Regions from separate parts of the Homo sapiens genome. Here region 2 is linked to region 1. Evidence: chromatin loops called from intact Hi-C (ENCODE). Cell type or tissue: sigmoid colon. All regions are shown on one strand.

Region 1 (8,000 bases):
CAGAGGGCTTTCTCTCTTTCTTTTGCTTATTAAAGTCCTGCTCTATCCTCACCCTTGGAGTGTCTGCATCCTTGATTTCCTTGGCCATGAGACAAAGAACTTCGGGTGGCACCCCAGATAGAAAGGCTGTTTCACCATTACAGATCTGTGAGTTAAAGGGGGGTGAACAGAGATCTTGTGTGCAGAGTTTCCTTTATGAGGAAACAAGAGTGAGGGATCAAAAACAGATCCACAAAAATTAGGTAAGGAGACACCTTCTAAATATGGGGTGATAGGGTGGTCATTCAGGTTCATGCTGCTGAAATGAGTCTACATAATTGGACTGTCCTGTTCTTGCTGACTGTAGTGAAATAAGGCAATAAAAGTGCAGTTTGGGTTTTCTCTCTCCTGCTTGGAATCATGATACTGGGGTATGGCTTGGCCTACAAAGCGCCTTCCCATTTGATTTGCTCCTCTACACAGCGCTGAGAATTTGAATGTTTGAATGGCAATTGTAATTCTCATCTCGCAGATGGAGACACAGAGACTCAGGGAGAGTCAGAGAGGTCACACATAAAGGCTAGGGCTGGGCCACAAACTCCCATTGCTTGGCACCTGATCGCTGTCTCTATGGAGATTGAACCTGAGTGTCTTGGTGACTTCAGGTACTGTGATTAGGTGTAGGATTTCAAGCTATTCCAACATAGGTTTCAGCTATGCTAAGACAGCATTCCTTAAGACAGCTGAAGCCTTTCAAAGTACTAACTTTTCTGCCTGACTCTTATTCTTAGAAATGACACCTGGAAGGCACAGCTTCCCGTTACTCTAAGTGGCAACAATTTTTGCTTCTGCCTAGACTAGCCTGTTGTCTGTCTTGCAGGGGCAGGGCTGCGAACTTTGTATGTTTTAGGACTTTCAACTGCCAGAAGGCTAGAAGAGGCCCTTAAGTGGCCTTGCTCTAATAATCAGTACCTGGTGAGTCAAGAATGCCTTTGTGTGATACAGCTCTGCTTCTCCCTACAGGATTTGCTAAGCAAAAGAGAGGATGTATTATTGTCAGAAATGATCTAGTCATTGAACTGTAGCTAGTGAAACTGCCTTTACAAAAACCCTAACAGTGAAGAAATTATGGCAGTGAAGGAGATCTGATCTGGCCAACCCTCATCTTGCCTTTAGCCTTCAAGCTGCCCTTAATTATTCCTGGGCTTATTTGGGAGACATTTAGTTTATAGTTTAAATGATAATAGTCCTTTCCCAAAACTCAACTGCCTTTGTAAAGCTAATGAGAAACCACCAGACTAGGAGGATAGAAAAGCCTGAATTTCATTAAGGTATAGATATCAAGGATTGCCAGCCATTATTCTGGAGGTCACAAGATATGCAACTTTCCCAATTACTCCTGCAGATAACGTCACCATTGTAGAACCTACGACTGGCCTTTTGAGATATCGTTTCAGGTTTTTTGCATGTCTGACCGAAGGCTCCACCTGGACCTGCCAACTGCTCCTGTGGCCCCACCCAGAAGCGATCAGTCCAAGAGGACAGCTTCAACTCCCTATTATTTCATCTCTGACCCAAACAGTCAGCACTGTCCATACCTTAGCTCCCTGTCCAGCAAACTATCTGAAAAACTCCTAACATCTGAACCTTCCATGAAACTGATTTGAATAATAACTCCATCTTCTGCATGGTGTGGCCAGCCTCGCGTTAATTAAACTCTTTCTTTACTGCAATGACATGGTCTCTGTGAATTGATTTTGTTTGTGCAGTGGGCAGGAAGGACCCCTTGGGCAGTTACACTAGGACACCTGCTCCCTAGGTTTTTGTACTCAGCATTATGGGAAAGATACTCACTCCTCTTTCTAGCCCTGAACACAGAAAAGCAAACATGTTGGGAATGTCAAAATGGCAGGAGAAATTGTGCCTTTTAATCCAAAGGGATGTTTGGAGAAGAATGATCAGTCAGCTTTGTTTCCCCCCAACCCCCACCCCCTTGGCTCATTTCTTACAGGAAAAGGGGGAGGAAGAAAAGTTTGTCAGGATTTTGCAAATGAAAAACACGTCCACACTGACAGAAATAGACTGTTTTCTATTAAGGAATTTGGTCATGGGAACAATTATTTTTGAATTTATCATCATGTTTATAAAATGATATTCCAGAAAAGATTAGAAGGAGAGATTTTGTGAAATAATTCCTCTAGCTTGGTTCTCTTTGTGAATGCCTCAATAAACAACGTTAGCCATATTGCTGTTGTTTTCTATTGAACTTTGACCGGGAGATTTAAAAATTGCTGCAAGTGAGACAAGAAGGTTCTCCTCTATTTTCCAATTTGTGATATTAGTGTTTTCTATTTATTAAGTTCTCCATGCCACCTAGTGTTTATCTGAAGAAATACCAGATGATTGTTAGCAAGTCCCCCAGTCCTGTGCAGGGCTTCAAGTTCATGCAGTAACTCAGTTAGACATGCTCTGTGTGACATCCCGACTGACTGAAAAGTTTGTGATGATCTTCAACACTAACACATATGACCCAATTCTTCTCCCTGAAGAAAACATTAACTTTTTTTCTTCTATAGCAAGCTTGTCCAACCTACAGTCCACGGGCCACATGCATGCAGCTCGGGACAGCTTTGAATGTGGCCCAGCACAAATTCATAAACTTTCTTAAAACATTATGAGATTTTTTGCAATTTTTTTTTTTTTTTTTTTTTTTTTTTGCTCATCAGCTATTGTTAGTGTATTTTATGTGTGGCCCAAGAAAATTCTTCTTCCAATGTGGCCCAGGGAAGCCAAAAGATTGGACACCCCTGGTCTGTAGGACTTACTGGCATCAAAGAAGTCTAGAATGGTCATTAGAATGGTCATGGTGGAAGGGACATTCCAGACCTTTACACCCCAGCCCACTGTTGTGCCAGGAAACCCTTGTGTACAATGCAGTGTTTCACAACAGCCTCCCTGGAACATCAACTTTGCTCTTTATTTTTTTCTTTGAAAGTATCTGAAATATATGACAGGAAAGCCAGGAGGGGCCTGAAAACCATTCAGAATCTCTGTTTCTCTCTGTGGCTGCAGCAGTAGGCAGAGAACGCACAAGAAAGAAAGGGCCTGTTTTATCTCTGGCAGGCGCTGGCCCAGCAGCAGGATCCAGGTTGTGCAGCTCACAGAGCTCTAGCTGGAAGGGCTTGATTGAATTCCTCCTCCCTCTTCCTACCCGCCTCCAAAAACAACAAACCCCTTACAAACAATGCCCATGATGTTAGCAACAATGAAGCTGTCCTTTTCAAAATGTGTCTTCTATCATTTGCCTTCAGTAATTACCAAGGCCTTCTAAATGCTACCACAAGCTGAGCTAGGGCTGGAGAGGGTGTGGGGGCAGGGAACAGAGCTGTAGGAATGAAGTCCAGTTTTCCAAAGGGACCCTGGCAATCCTGCTGTGGCCCTTTTCTGGGTTTACAGAAAGTAGTGGTTGTCATAATTCTGGCAAACACATGCCCTGTATTTTATACAACAGTTCCAGTTTCAAATAGTTTCCCTTGTCGTTCACGTAAGCACACTTGGCCTGGTCACATTATGGATTTCTTTTCTTTTTTTTTAAGGTGGCTGCTTGGAAAATATGCTCACCATCTCATTAGAGCCACGGTCTAATAAGGAGGAAGCCCCTTTCTGCCACCCTTTGACAAACTTCCCCACTTACTGTTATTACTTCCCACGGGGCCTGAAGGGCCACAGGTTGCTGATAGGGTGAGGGCTTGCAAAGTCAGCTGGGGGCTTGAAGAGCTGGCAACCTTGATCTACACATTTGGAGCCTATAAAGCACATTCACTTTGGGCTAGTAAACAAAATGGATCTGAATTTTTTTTTTTTGTTTCTGTGTATGCTAATCTGGGCAATTTGCAAATCTTACTACAACAGACGAAATACTATTAACATGACCTTATTGAAACCCACATCTGTAGTGAGACAGGGAACCAGTCATCACAAGTGTCTCCACGCAAGGCCCCAGAGGATATCTCCAGGAGGTGAGAGCTGCATTTGACAAACTCCATAGGCTCTGAATCGCCTGTCAGTTCTGCAGAGAAAAGCCAACGTTCCTGCTGACCACACACCATACCCGATGTCCTTAATTGGAACTCTGTCACCATAACATGGAGCTCTTGGGTCCCGCCTAACCCTTGGTTTTGTTATAGGCATTAAAAATGGGGGACCTCAGACCAGCTGGAAGGGAGGTGGTGCTGTCAAAGTGGGGAAAAAAGACAAAGAGAGGAGCTGGGCATGGTGGCTTACGGCTGTAATCCCAGGGTTTTGGGAGGCCAAGACGGAGGATCATTTGAGCCTAGGAGTTCAAGACAAGCCTGGGCAACATACAGAGACCCCACCTCTATAAAAAGTAGAAAACATAGCCAGACATGGTGGCAAATGCTGGTAGTCCCAGCTACTCAGGAGGCTGAGGCAGGAAGATAAGTTGAGGCCAGGAGTTTGAGACTAGCCTGGGCAACATAGTGAGATACCTGTCTCTACAAAAAATAAAGATTAAAAAAAAAAGCCAGGTGTGGTGGTGTGTGCCTGTAGTCCCAGCTACTCAGGAGGTTGAGGTGGGAGGATCACTTGAGCCCAGGAGTTTTAGGCTACAGTAAGCTATGATTGTACCACTGCACTCCAGCCTGAATGAGAGAGCAAGACTCTGTTAGAAGGTAGGAAGGAAAAAAGGAAAGAAAGAAAGGAGAAGAGGAAGGGAGGAGAAAAGAAAGAAGGAAGGAAGGAAGAAAAAAAGAGAAGGAGAACAAAAAAAGGAAGAAAAAGAAGAAAAGAAAGAAGAAAGACAAAAGGAGAGAAGAAAGGAAAGAAAGAAAAAGAAGAAAAGACATTAAAAGAAAAGAGAAAAGAAAAGAAAGAAGGGGAGGGGAGAGAAGAGGAGAGGGGAGGGGAGGAGAGGGGAGGGGAGAGAAGAGGAGAGGGGAGGGGAGGAGAGGGGAGGGGAGAGAAGAGGAGAGGGGAGGAGAGGGGAGGGGAGGGGAGGGGGAAGGGAAGAGAAGAGGAAGGGAAGAGAGAGGGAGGGAGCTAGCCAGAAGCAGAGGAGGGCAGAGGAAGGGCACACAGGACACCAGAGCAAGAGGTCAGAACTGAGAGACCTCCAACCACGGGCTCAGGGTCAAGGCAGGCCCAAGCAAGATGGGGAAGGAGGGAGTCATCTGCCAGGCCTCCCAGGCCTTCAAGCCACACCTGCCAATCAAGTCTCCCCAGCAGGATCTAAGGAAAAAGATGAGTGAGTATTCTGTTACTGCAAATATTCTCATTTCTTTGAGCTATATCACCGTCTTCTGTCTCACTCTCTTTTTCTCTCTTTGTGAATCTCCTTCTTCCCCTTCCCCTGTTCTATCATTCTGTTAACCTGCCTTCTCCATGCATCTATTCGTCTTTTTTCCTTTCTTTCATCTGGCAGCTCCAAAAGCACTTTCTGATCCATGGAGTTTCCAGTAGCTGCTCCCTTATTGCTGTGGAATCAGGGGTGCCAGGGTCCTTGAGCCTCAGAGCTGCTTCTTTGAAGGACAACCTACTCCTTTCCCCTGGCCTCCCCTTTCCTGTGGCCACCATGCCCCAGACAGCAGGGCCTCCCCTAAAGAGAGCTTGCTCTGGTGAGTAGAGTGGCTTCAGCAGGACCCAGTCTTTTGAGTCACGGTGTGATCTTGGGGTCTGGGCCCCCAACTCTGGCAGTAGCAAGACTTGAAGCTCCACAACCCAGGGCTTTGGCAGCCCCTCCGCAATTTCACAGTATAGGCTCTGTGGCCTACATGGAATGCAGGTCCTGCTAAGAGCCCCCACCATTAACTGCCTGCTCTGGACTAAGTGACATCAGACTAAAAAGTAGCATTCTGGGCCGGGCGTGGTGGCTCACACTTGTAATCCTAGCACTTTGGGAGGTGGAGGCGGGCGGATCACCTGAGGTCATGAGTTTGAGATCAGCCTGGCCAACATGCCGAAACCCCGTCTCTGCTAAAAGTACAAAAAGTAGCTGGGCGTGGTGGTGGGCACCTGTAATCCCAGCTACTCAGGAGGCTGAGGCAGAAGAATCACTTGAACCTGGGAGGCAGAGGTTGCAGTGAGCCGAGATCGCACCACTGCACTTCAGCCTGGGCGACACAGTGAGACTCTGTCTCAAAAAAAAAAAAAAAAAAAAAAAAAAGGCAGAACATTCCAAGCTGCTGTTCTTTAAAAATAAATAAATAAATAAATAAATAAATAAATAAATAAATAAATAAATACTGCAATGTTTAAAAACCTCTAAAAAAGTATTTCCCAAACTTCTACTCCCTGTTCTTAACTTCAGTGGCTGCTTGGGGGAAATAGATCCCTTTAGTTTCTCTGCTCTGTTGTGTTAACAAAATTGTTCCTCGAATGTTACCTTAGATTAATCTGGAGAGGAGAAAAACAGATCCAACTCTGCAGCCATCTCTTATTGCTACAGAGTATTTGAGGGAAAATTTGCTGAAAGTAGATTTTCACACCACTGGGAGCCAATGAGTCAAAAATGGAAAAACTTAAAATATTTCAAAAGTTGAAGTAGTGTCACTGACTTATTCTGCTGGGTTTTGCCTAGAATGAAGGCTGGTCCTCCAAAGTCAGAGACAGAGAAAGGAAAGGCAGCAATTGGATGGGAGACTCACTTAGGTCCGAGGGTCCGAATGACTGCTCGCCAAGCTAAAGGGTAGGGAAGGGCCACTGAATAGGGCCCAGCTCTGCAGCCCTATTCAGAGTCCCATTCAGTCCCTGTCTCCAAGGAGCGACCGGAGGTCAGGGGGAAGTCCGGACAGCTGCACTTTGCAACTTGGAAGTAAAACTCCAAGGCTTTGATCTTTTCTTCTTCTTCCTTCATATTTAATCTTGTGTTTTTAATTTCCTTCTTTATTGCATATTTGACAAACCCAACTACTGAATCGGTGGAATCTTGTAAATAATGCACTGTGTTTCCTCCTCCAAACCCAAGAGGCTTGGGCCCATTTGACCTCTGTGGTTTATGCAAAATCACCATGGGCCCCCGAAGAAGATCTACATTTCCAAAAGTCACATAATCATTGACACTCACGCTGAAAGGGGCAGTTGAGATCATTCTCATCCAGCCTCATCATTTTACAGATGAAACTGCTGTCCAGAGAAACTGGGAGGCATGTGAAATGTCACAGGCTGAGACCCAAAACTCCCAACTCCCAATCCAAATTATTTAACGGCATTACAAGGTTTAGTGGTTTGAATCTATGCCTGATAATGGATGTATTTAAGGGGCCACGGTCATGCAATGTATTTTCTAACATGAGTGTATATGTGTACACACACATATCCATAGACATGTAATCTCCACTTAGGATCAAAAGAAAAAAACATCAGAACTTCCTGTTGGGTTAGTGACTCATGAATACCCAACCAAATCACCATGGGCACTGTAGCTTCTTTACATAAGTCCCTGACAAACAACACATTTTATCTCTGGTCAAAAGCTACTGGTATCACTCTTTTGGGGGTAAAGTCACAGGATATTCTCTCGGATGCCCACCCAAATCCCATAGCCATCCTATCTGTGTTGCCTACCAAAAAGGCAATAGTGCCACTAAGGATGGCGTCTCTGACTCTGATATCAGCTCTGTCTCCACTGGTTTCCCCAGCTCTCTGATCTTCCGGACAGACCTGCTCCTTTCTGTCTCCTTCTCAGTGAGGGAGGAGATGAAGGCTTAATAGGGACTTCTCAACCTTGTCAGCATGAAATAGAGAAAGGGAGCTCACATCATGATCTCCATTGGTGGCCCTATTGGGGAAGGTCTGATGTTACACCAGCTCCTCCTAACTTTCTCCTGTACCCTTCAACTTACATGTCCTTCTCAGATCAACCTTCTCTGCAGGTATACATCCTATAATTGCTGATGCCAGGTGTTGGACATCAGATGATTATACCCACACTAAACTCATGGTACCCCATTTCTAAAACCCTCCTCTGATGAGAAGAGCACCTGCCTGTGAGCTTCAGACTCAAG
Region 2 (8,000 bases), 57 kb after region 1:
GTTCCTAAGAACACCTAGAAGCCTTCCATGTTGTTGCTACCTACTGTGAATTGCTTCCTGATGCCTCGGTTGACAATTGAGAGAACCCTCTCTGAAGGTCACCCAGGCATCTAGGAAGGGAGAAACTTCAAATTCATTCAACAGACACTAACCTGCTTTTGCCTTTCCCATTCCAACAGTCATCCTCATTGCCGTTTCCTGCAGCCATCCTCTCATCGTTGCAAACGTTGCTCGGAAGGGAGGACCAGAATTTCTTGGCCTGTTTCAGTTTCTCCTTGACATCAGTAACCTAATTATGAAACAACAACAACAAAAAAAGATCATTGTAAGACAAGACAAAACTACCTACAAGTGTGCCTTCTGGCCATTTCCAAAGTATCTCCAGAGTGATATGCAATTCATTTTCAACTTTAATTAGAAGAGGAAGATGCAACTCCAATTTATATCTTAGAAGTACAAAACCACTCAAATAATAGTTGAAATGCAAGCTCCAAAGGAGTGGCCTAGACCCCTTGCCCACCTCATTGTAAGTACCATCTGAGGCCTACCAGTCTCCATGCCCTGTAGGCACAAAGATAACATGCAGTCTCTTCTCCTAAGGCTTTTAGAGTCAGGATCAAGCATGTATATTATGCACTCTGTGAAACATAGCTGCTATTGCTCTTTCTCTCCATCCCTGTCTCCTCAGGCTCCCTCTTCTGTGTTCCTACTACTGTAGGAATAGTTTCTTACATTTTTGTAGCATATTACTGTGGATAAAGCAATTTGCCTACAGTTACTCACTTTTCTCCCATCTCAGCTTTTACTAAACATCATTTTATGTTAATAAGCCTGGAACATCTACTTCTCCCTCTTTGCCTCCTTGTTGGTGCCTTTTGAGAACAAGGATCTGCCTTATTTCTCTGAGCTTCTCTATGCCTAGCACAGTGATGGGCACATAGTAGATGTTCAATAAATGCATGGTGAATCTAAAGAGAAATTTTGAGACAAGACTTATTGCATCATAACTCCTTGGCTACCCAAGAACTTTCTGGGCTAGAAAATGGGACAGGCAGATTGACTGACATCCACATCCTATTTGCTTGAAAAGTGACACCTGAAAGACCCACACTTGTTAGCCTTCCAGCTAAAAATTCATTTTGAGCAAGAGTTTTCAGTTCTTTGTCATTAAACACGGCCCTTCCTGCCAAAACGCTCACCAGTCGGTCCAAACTAGTGCCAGCTGCTGTGGTTGGGCGTTCCTCGGGGTGATGTGGTCTGAAGCGAGCACTGAAGGCACTTTCAGAGATGGAACGAGAAATTCGTCCAGCTGGGAGGGGCTTGGGGGGTCCACATCCCTGGAAAACCTGCATTAGAGTAAGTGTCGTCATGTTAGGGAAGTCACTCCCAAGGCGGGAGGCGGAGGCGGGGGAGGTCCCTAGCTCCCCTTTCCAGCATCCTGCCTTCATTACCTTCTGAGACACTTGAACACTATTATCCTGCATGTTCATAATAGCATCAGAAATCTTCACATCGATGGGATCCATGACCGATTCAATGTTGAAAGGACCCTCTAGCCTCTCTGCCACCATCAGCATAGCATCTAATATGAGGTTTGGGGAAGAACAATACAGCATAAAAAGTCAATCATTAGTTTGGCCTTGGGTAAATCAATCTGATTTTTTTTTCTGTCTGTTTCCTGCATGGGGGCAGGGGAAGTAAGGCATGGATCATAATGAATTCTTGTTTTTATGTCTATTTCCCTTACACCAAACTGCATTTAGTCACTATGTATCACTAGCTCTCTAAAGTGTGAAATGGCCAGATGAAGGCTTAGTTCTACAGCAAGGAAACCCAATCAGGAACTTTCCTCAATACTGATTATTCGTGTGTCAGCCACTGTCACTGTAAGGCTCTTAGTTAGCTCCCAGATGACAAACCTAAGGCTGGAGACAAAATAACATGCCAGCTCTCCCAGAGACTTCCCTAGGATCTTCTCGTTTCACATTCCATTTACAAGAGTCAAAAACATAAATCAGTTAAGATGCTGGCATATTAATTCTTTTCTTTTGTTTTTAAAAACAAAACCCCTCAGATCCTTGAGTGCACCGTTGGATAATACAAATGAAAGGGTTCCTAGGAATTCTAATGACTTTTCAAATACTAAAACTTTGAATAATCCAATTTTTGTATTAAGAAAAACTTCTCATTGCAAATACAATGGCTTCAATTTATCTTAAGGCATGTACCTCCTTTTTTTTGCAAGTGAGAAGATGACACAAGATACAGTACACAAAATTAGTGGGCTCACAGTATATATCTTCACCGATTATCCTGCTTTAGACTCTGGAGTAGCATGGCATTTTCCAGTAAGCACTGAATCGCTTCAATAAAATACATTGTCTTTGTTTTCTTGCCATATATGTTTCTTAGGATTATGAGGCTTAGTATTTTTGCCTGCTACCTGTTTTACAAAATTAGAAGAACTTGGAAATGAAAACCCCAAATGACAAAAAGGATGCTTCATTAACGACAAACAGTGAACTTTTAAACTTGTTTATCCCCCCTTTACACTCTAGTGCTTAGTGCATGGCAAGAAAGGAGTTAGACCCACATTATCTATCATCTTCAGGTAGTGCAAGGATGGTTACTTGAAAGAAGAGCTAGTTCCCGGAAGATTGTGTCCTACCCAAAGAACACAGCTGACAATTGCAGCCCCCAGCTGAGCTTCTATCTAAGCTTTCTAGTGGAAAGCAGCATAGGCATCAGCATATCAATGAAACCAAATCTAGTCATCAAGCTTTCACCTTCAACCTAGAACAAATGCTACACAACATTTTAATGCACGGGGTCATTTCTCTAAACTACAATTCCGATGTCACAAACCACAAATAGATTTCCATGAAATGCAATTTTTAAAACAGTAATAACAAATGAAGTTTCAGAATGCATTGTGGTAAGCGCCAATCAAGTGATGCTTCTAACTCTAAGTAAGGGCTGAAAGCATGAATATACCATTGTACTACAGGAGAGAAAAAAAATGCTTTTGATGTGCTAGCAAAAGGAGACTTTTGTAAACAAGTGGAGCACAACTTAAATGTGTTCATCATTGTCAAATCATCAGGGCTGCCACGTACAGAAAGCACATTCCTTCGTAAGCTGAGAAGAAATCACCTGCTCCCAATAAAAATATTATGAATAGACAGAAAATAAACATCTAAAATGCAGACGTTTAAATAACAACAACAACAACAACAACAAAACCCAGTGCATTTTGTAACTCCTTATTCCCCTAGTGGCAAGGAATGGCCAGATCACTAATGTGTTTGTGAAAGACTGAAAGGAAACATAAACCCCAATTCTTCTGGCTGTTTGGCGTCTTTGTAAACTCTGAGCCAGCCGGCTATACACAAGAGCCTGGGAATGGAGGGGGAAGCTGGGCCTTTGTTGGGGCCGGTGCCATGGTGTTGTGTGTTGCGCAGCTGAAGAATGCAACTGAAGAGCATTCTGCCTGCACTCTGCAGCCCGGGAGCCAAAGCTGCCTCTAACCCCTGGAGGAAGTCATGATTGGCTATCAATTGGCTCTTCTGTAACAGCAGCCAGCCCTGATAAGAAGCCTCAAGAGAAAGCCAAAGATGATTGGTTTGGAGTTTGGGTTTTCTTCTGGCTGATACGAGCCACGGAGGCCCTTGTTTGCGGGATATCTGACTGGCTCCTGCCTCCTGCCAGGACCTGGCTGGTGTCCCCGCCAGCAATCCCAATACTAAATTCCCACTGGCAGCAACATGCGACATTAATAGGGTTGGCCCTGAGTCAAATGAGTGTTAACACAGCTACAGTATGTGATGGAGAACAAGTTGCATAGCATAATTTATGATTCTCCAGAAACTGACTTTTGTTGGTGGGGGCAAGGGAGGTATTTGGTTTATATTTCCAAGTGAAGGTTTCATATAAACCAGCGTCTTATAAAACCAAGTTCTAAGGTGTTTTAACTATTTGGATCCATCCTGATAAAAGGCTGACAAGACTTCAACATTTACTAAAGGGTCTCAATTCATGGCCAGTTGCAGATGCAGTTAAGAGAGGAGAGGAAGAGCATGGCAACAAGAAGACGGATTTGGAAAACCAGTTCATCCTTAGTCTCTTAAAGGGTCTAGTCCAACTGCATTATTTCAGTGCTCAAGACACTGGCACTGAGTTTCCCCCCATACCCCCAGCAACAAAGCATCCCCTTCTCACTAGGGAAAGCGATTCCTTTTGCATTGTGCTGCCAATAATCAGAAACCCACATCTTCAGCCTCCCGACCTGACTGGAAGAACAAAAGGCAGTTTCCCGACTTAACCCCAAGATCTGATTTAAAGAAGGGGGAAAAAGCCCTTGACCATTCATTAGCTGCAGTCATTTAAAGGGGAAAGAAAAATTCCTTGCAAACAGAAAAAAAAAAAAAGAGAGAGAGACAAGAAATAAAAAAAGAATTTACAGCAGAGGCATGTAAATTGGGACTGAATTCTACAACCACAAAGCAGATTAATTAAACCCTTGTGAAAAATTCATGAAAAAGCACTGGAGATTAACAATGTCTATTACTCCTGGTCTTTTATATCTGCTTATTAGAAATAAAGAATAGTATACCCATTAAAAACAAAGTTTAGATACAATTATATACCTCATCCCTCCAAAAAGTTATCACTTAAAATAACTAGGGAAAAATCGATTCAGAAATCCTATCAACTTCTACTTGGGTTTGTTTCTTCAAAGATAACAAATGTAATTTTAAAAATGCCCAACAAGAACAACAACAGCAACTTAAGTCCTCTTTGTTTTCGAGTAACTGATTTAAAACATCAATAAAGAAAGCCAGAGTGTGGTTTTGATTTGATATGGACCTGTAAACTCCAGGAAAAACACGTAGGAGCATTTGTATTTTAATATAAGGATATGAGTTTAGTTATAGTTGCTGCTAGACATGTTAGAGTATCAAAATAGTGGCAAGGGCCATGCCCTTCTGCATTCCATTCCCAATGTGTCTGTAGAAAAGTCAGCAGAATTCGATCACTGTCACCATACACTTTTTTGTACCATATGGCAAATTCTACTACCTTGCCTGGAGAAACAGTGAATTATAGGGGCAATTGAAAAGGATCACCAACTTTCTTTAAAAATTCAATTTTGCAAAAGTGAACTGCAAACTTGACATTTGGGTGTGGGGATGAGTGTGGGATTAAAGAGAGAGAGAGAAAACAAAAACAGCGACTTTAGATCTGGAAATTCTATGGGTTTTTACTTCCATGAGAAATATTTTGAATCAACAATTTCTCCCATGGCTTCATTCTGGGCATGATGTGCCATTTGGCCTGTATGTCTTTGCTGGTCTTATGCCTTCCCTTTCATGAGATTCTGCTTTTCTGTGTGTAGAAGATTTTTTCAGGTCTTCTAGCTTTGAGCTATTTAGGCTACAATTGTGCTGAAGTGCTTAATATTCACATCTTTTTTTATCCCCCTGTGTCAGTGTTCTTAAGAATCTGTTGGAGCCAATTTATTGATGCACTTTCAAACGGAGTTAATATGGTAATTAGCTCTCACACAGACTAAAAAGCATTCCCCAACATTAACACCCCTCACCTCCCCCCAAAAAACCAAGCCAGAATACTGCATACATGTTCCCATGATTTGGACAAATAAGTGAAAAACAGGTGCTTATAAAGACACTCAAATTCGGCAATTATGCAAAGGTGACTAGGGTGGGGAAAAATGTGAGTTTCTTTTTGTGAGCTGTTAGTATGTGTGTGCGGTCCTACTAATACTCAGCATAAGGAACTTCAACACTGGTTACTGTTGCTTCAGGCATCAAGGTAATTGACAACTGGACATTTAAATTCTCCTTAATTTGTCCTTTCCCCAAAATCATAACTAACCCTCTCTGCAATTGGCCACTTCATTTACATTGCTGTCTGGGTTCTGAGAATGGTTTTCTAGGTGGAATATATATGCAGGAATATGTATCCCTTAAATTCTCAGGGCTAAAGTCCTTCCACTCTCACCAGAGCAGACTACTACTGCTAAATGGTGTACAGAAACAGAATCCCTGAATTTCTCAATCAGATTTCACCTGATCCAAATAACAAATGCGTATCTGGCCGGTTTGCAGAAGATTTAGTTGCAGTGTAATAGATATAACATTTTAAAAGCCACTTTTACAACTCCATGAGGACTGTACTCCAGCATTTACATGGATACAAGCCTATAATCATAAACACAACTGACTTTCAGGCGGGAAATATCAAAAAGACACTTTCTCAGTGAGTGGCTCATGCCTATAATCCCAGGGCTTTTGGGGGGCTGAGGGTGAGAGGATCGCTTGAACCCAGGAGTTTCAGGTTACACAGAGCTATGATTGTGCTGCTATACTCCAGCCTAGGTGACAGAAAGAGACTCTGTCTCCAAGAAAAAGGCATTTTCTCATTATTAAAACCTGGCAGCCACTGTATCTATTACCTTCAGAAATGCCACCATTAGTTTGAGGGAACATTCACTTGCAGTAATGTTTTTACTATTCTCAAAGTAGTTGAGCGTAGTCAGGATTCTGACAAACACTAAATAGCAAACACTTAAACAAACAAATTTCATAGCTGCCAATTACAACATTCCTTGTGACTGGAAGCTAAGCTATCTCCAGCAACACAAATATGTTAACCACTTGCTCACCTATGAAATTGTTCCATTCAAAATCGAGATCCCCTTGGTTGGCCAAACAGCCTCTCATGATGTTTGAGCAGTAGTTGTAACATGGCTTCACAGTCACGAGACCCCGGCAGTGGGAGCAGTAGATCATCTTCAACAGGGCATGGGTACACTGGGCTGTGGGGTTTACCTAATGTGTGAAAAGAAAAAAAGACAGTAGTGGCGGGGCTAAAATAGAGACAGAAATTGCTTCTATCACATTGACACTGAAGGCTTGGCCATGAACTTAAGAATGAGTTGTGATTGATCACAATTAGTAAGCCTGGACTGCCTCCTGAAGACATAGATTAGATAAAAGATACATGTTGGGACAGGGGAGAGGAGGGAGATGACCCAAAACAAACAAGGTGCACCAACTCCCACCCTGTAAACACCCATTCCTCCCCCACCCCCTTCCCTCCTGGAGTCTCTCTCTCACACACACATAAATTGCTCAATTATCTCAAAATCCTTTTACAAATAACTATGCAGGGTGAGCCATGAGATGCAGTGGAGGAGACTATCTTCATGTGCCCACCATGCACGTCCTGCTAATAGCCTCAACCATCAGTGTTTGTCTTTGCCAGACTGGAACAGAAGCACATCTTCTTCTGCATTACATTGACTACAAGGCTGTCCTTTGAACCCTAACCCCAAATTAAGGTTTAGAAGGGTACCTACGGTGTCTTCTGTTCTGTGCCAAGAGCTGTGCAGAAGGCAAAGTTAATATATTCTACAAGGCAGAATATGAGTAATCTTAAACTTAGGGGGTGTGTGAAGGTTTTCCAAGGCTTGGGAGTACTAAAGCACAGAGTGTTCACAGAACACTTGATGAAAGAGGTGGGGCTTTGGTTAAATTTTCGAGAAAGGGGCTGGACTTAAGTGGTCAAACAAAGGGAGAGCATCCTGAGTTAAGTTCAATGAAATGAACAAAACCTGTAGGAGAGTACAGGACATGTCACTGCATCTCAGAATGGGGTTGGGGAATTGCGGGAAATAAGGTCAGGTGCACAGGAGTATGCGTGTGGCCAGAATTTAGAGGGGCTTAAACATCAGGCAGAAACTGGGATACCAGTTGCCAGGCACGGTGGCTCACGCCTGTAATCTCAGCATTTTGGGAGGCCGAAGTGGGCGGATCACAAGGTCAGGAGTTCGAGACCAGCCTTGCCAGCATGGTGAAACCCCGTTTCTACTAAAAATACAAAAATTAGCCGGGCATGGTGGTGTGTGCCTGTAGTCCCAGCTACTCAGGAGGCTGAGGCAGAAGAATTGCTTGAACCTGGGAGACGGAGGTTGCAGC

The links. A loop is a pair of places that touch in the nucleus more often than their neighbours do. Peaks named below come from ENCODE experiments on the same cell type or tissue, not always from the same donor. Only the 100,000 strongest peaks of a DNase experiment are listed, where the experiment ranks them.
Region 2: a loop joins it to region 1, with 2.3 times the contacts of the local background. A loop is called at or near these places in 3 of 110 quality-filtered maps.

What each region holds. Positions count from the first base shown.
Region 1 is chrX:133,247,492-133,255,491 of GRCh38, forward strand. No RefSeq gene overlaps it. Among named protein-coding and RNA genes, the nearest start is that of TFDP3, 33 kb to the left of the region's middle. RefSeq lists an enhancer at 2,967-3,550. In sigmoid colon, no CTCF peak of the experiment used is centred here; a DNase peak (open chromatin) is centred at 3,130.
Region 2 is chrX:133,304,573-133,312,572 of GRCh38, forward strand. GPC4 (glypican 4) reads right to left here. Exons shown (of 9, transcript NM_001448.3): 4 at 6,686-6,851; 5 at 1,452-1,582; 6 at 1,200-1,346; 7 at 153-289. Among named protein-coding and RNA genes, the nearest start is that of TFDP3, 90 kb to the left of the region's middle. RefSeq lists enhancers at 804-1,304, 2,318-3,232, 7,867-8,000. In sigmoid colon, no CTCF peak of the experiment used is centred here; a DNase peak (open chromatin) is centred at 3,469.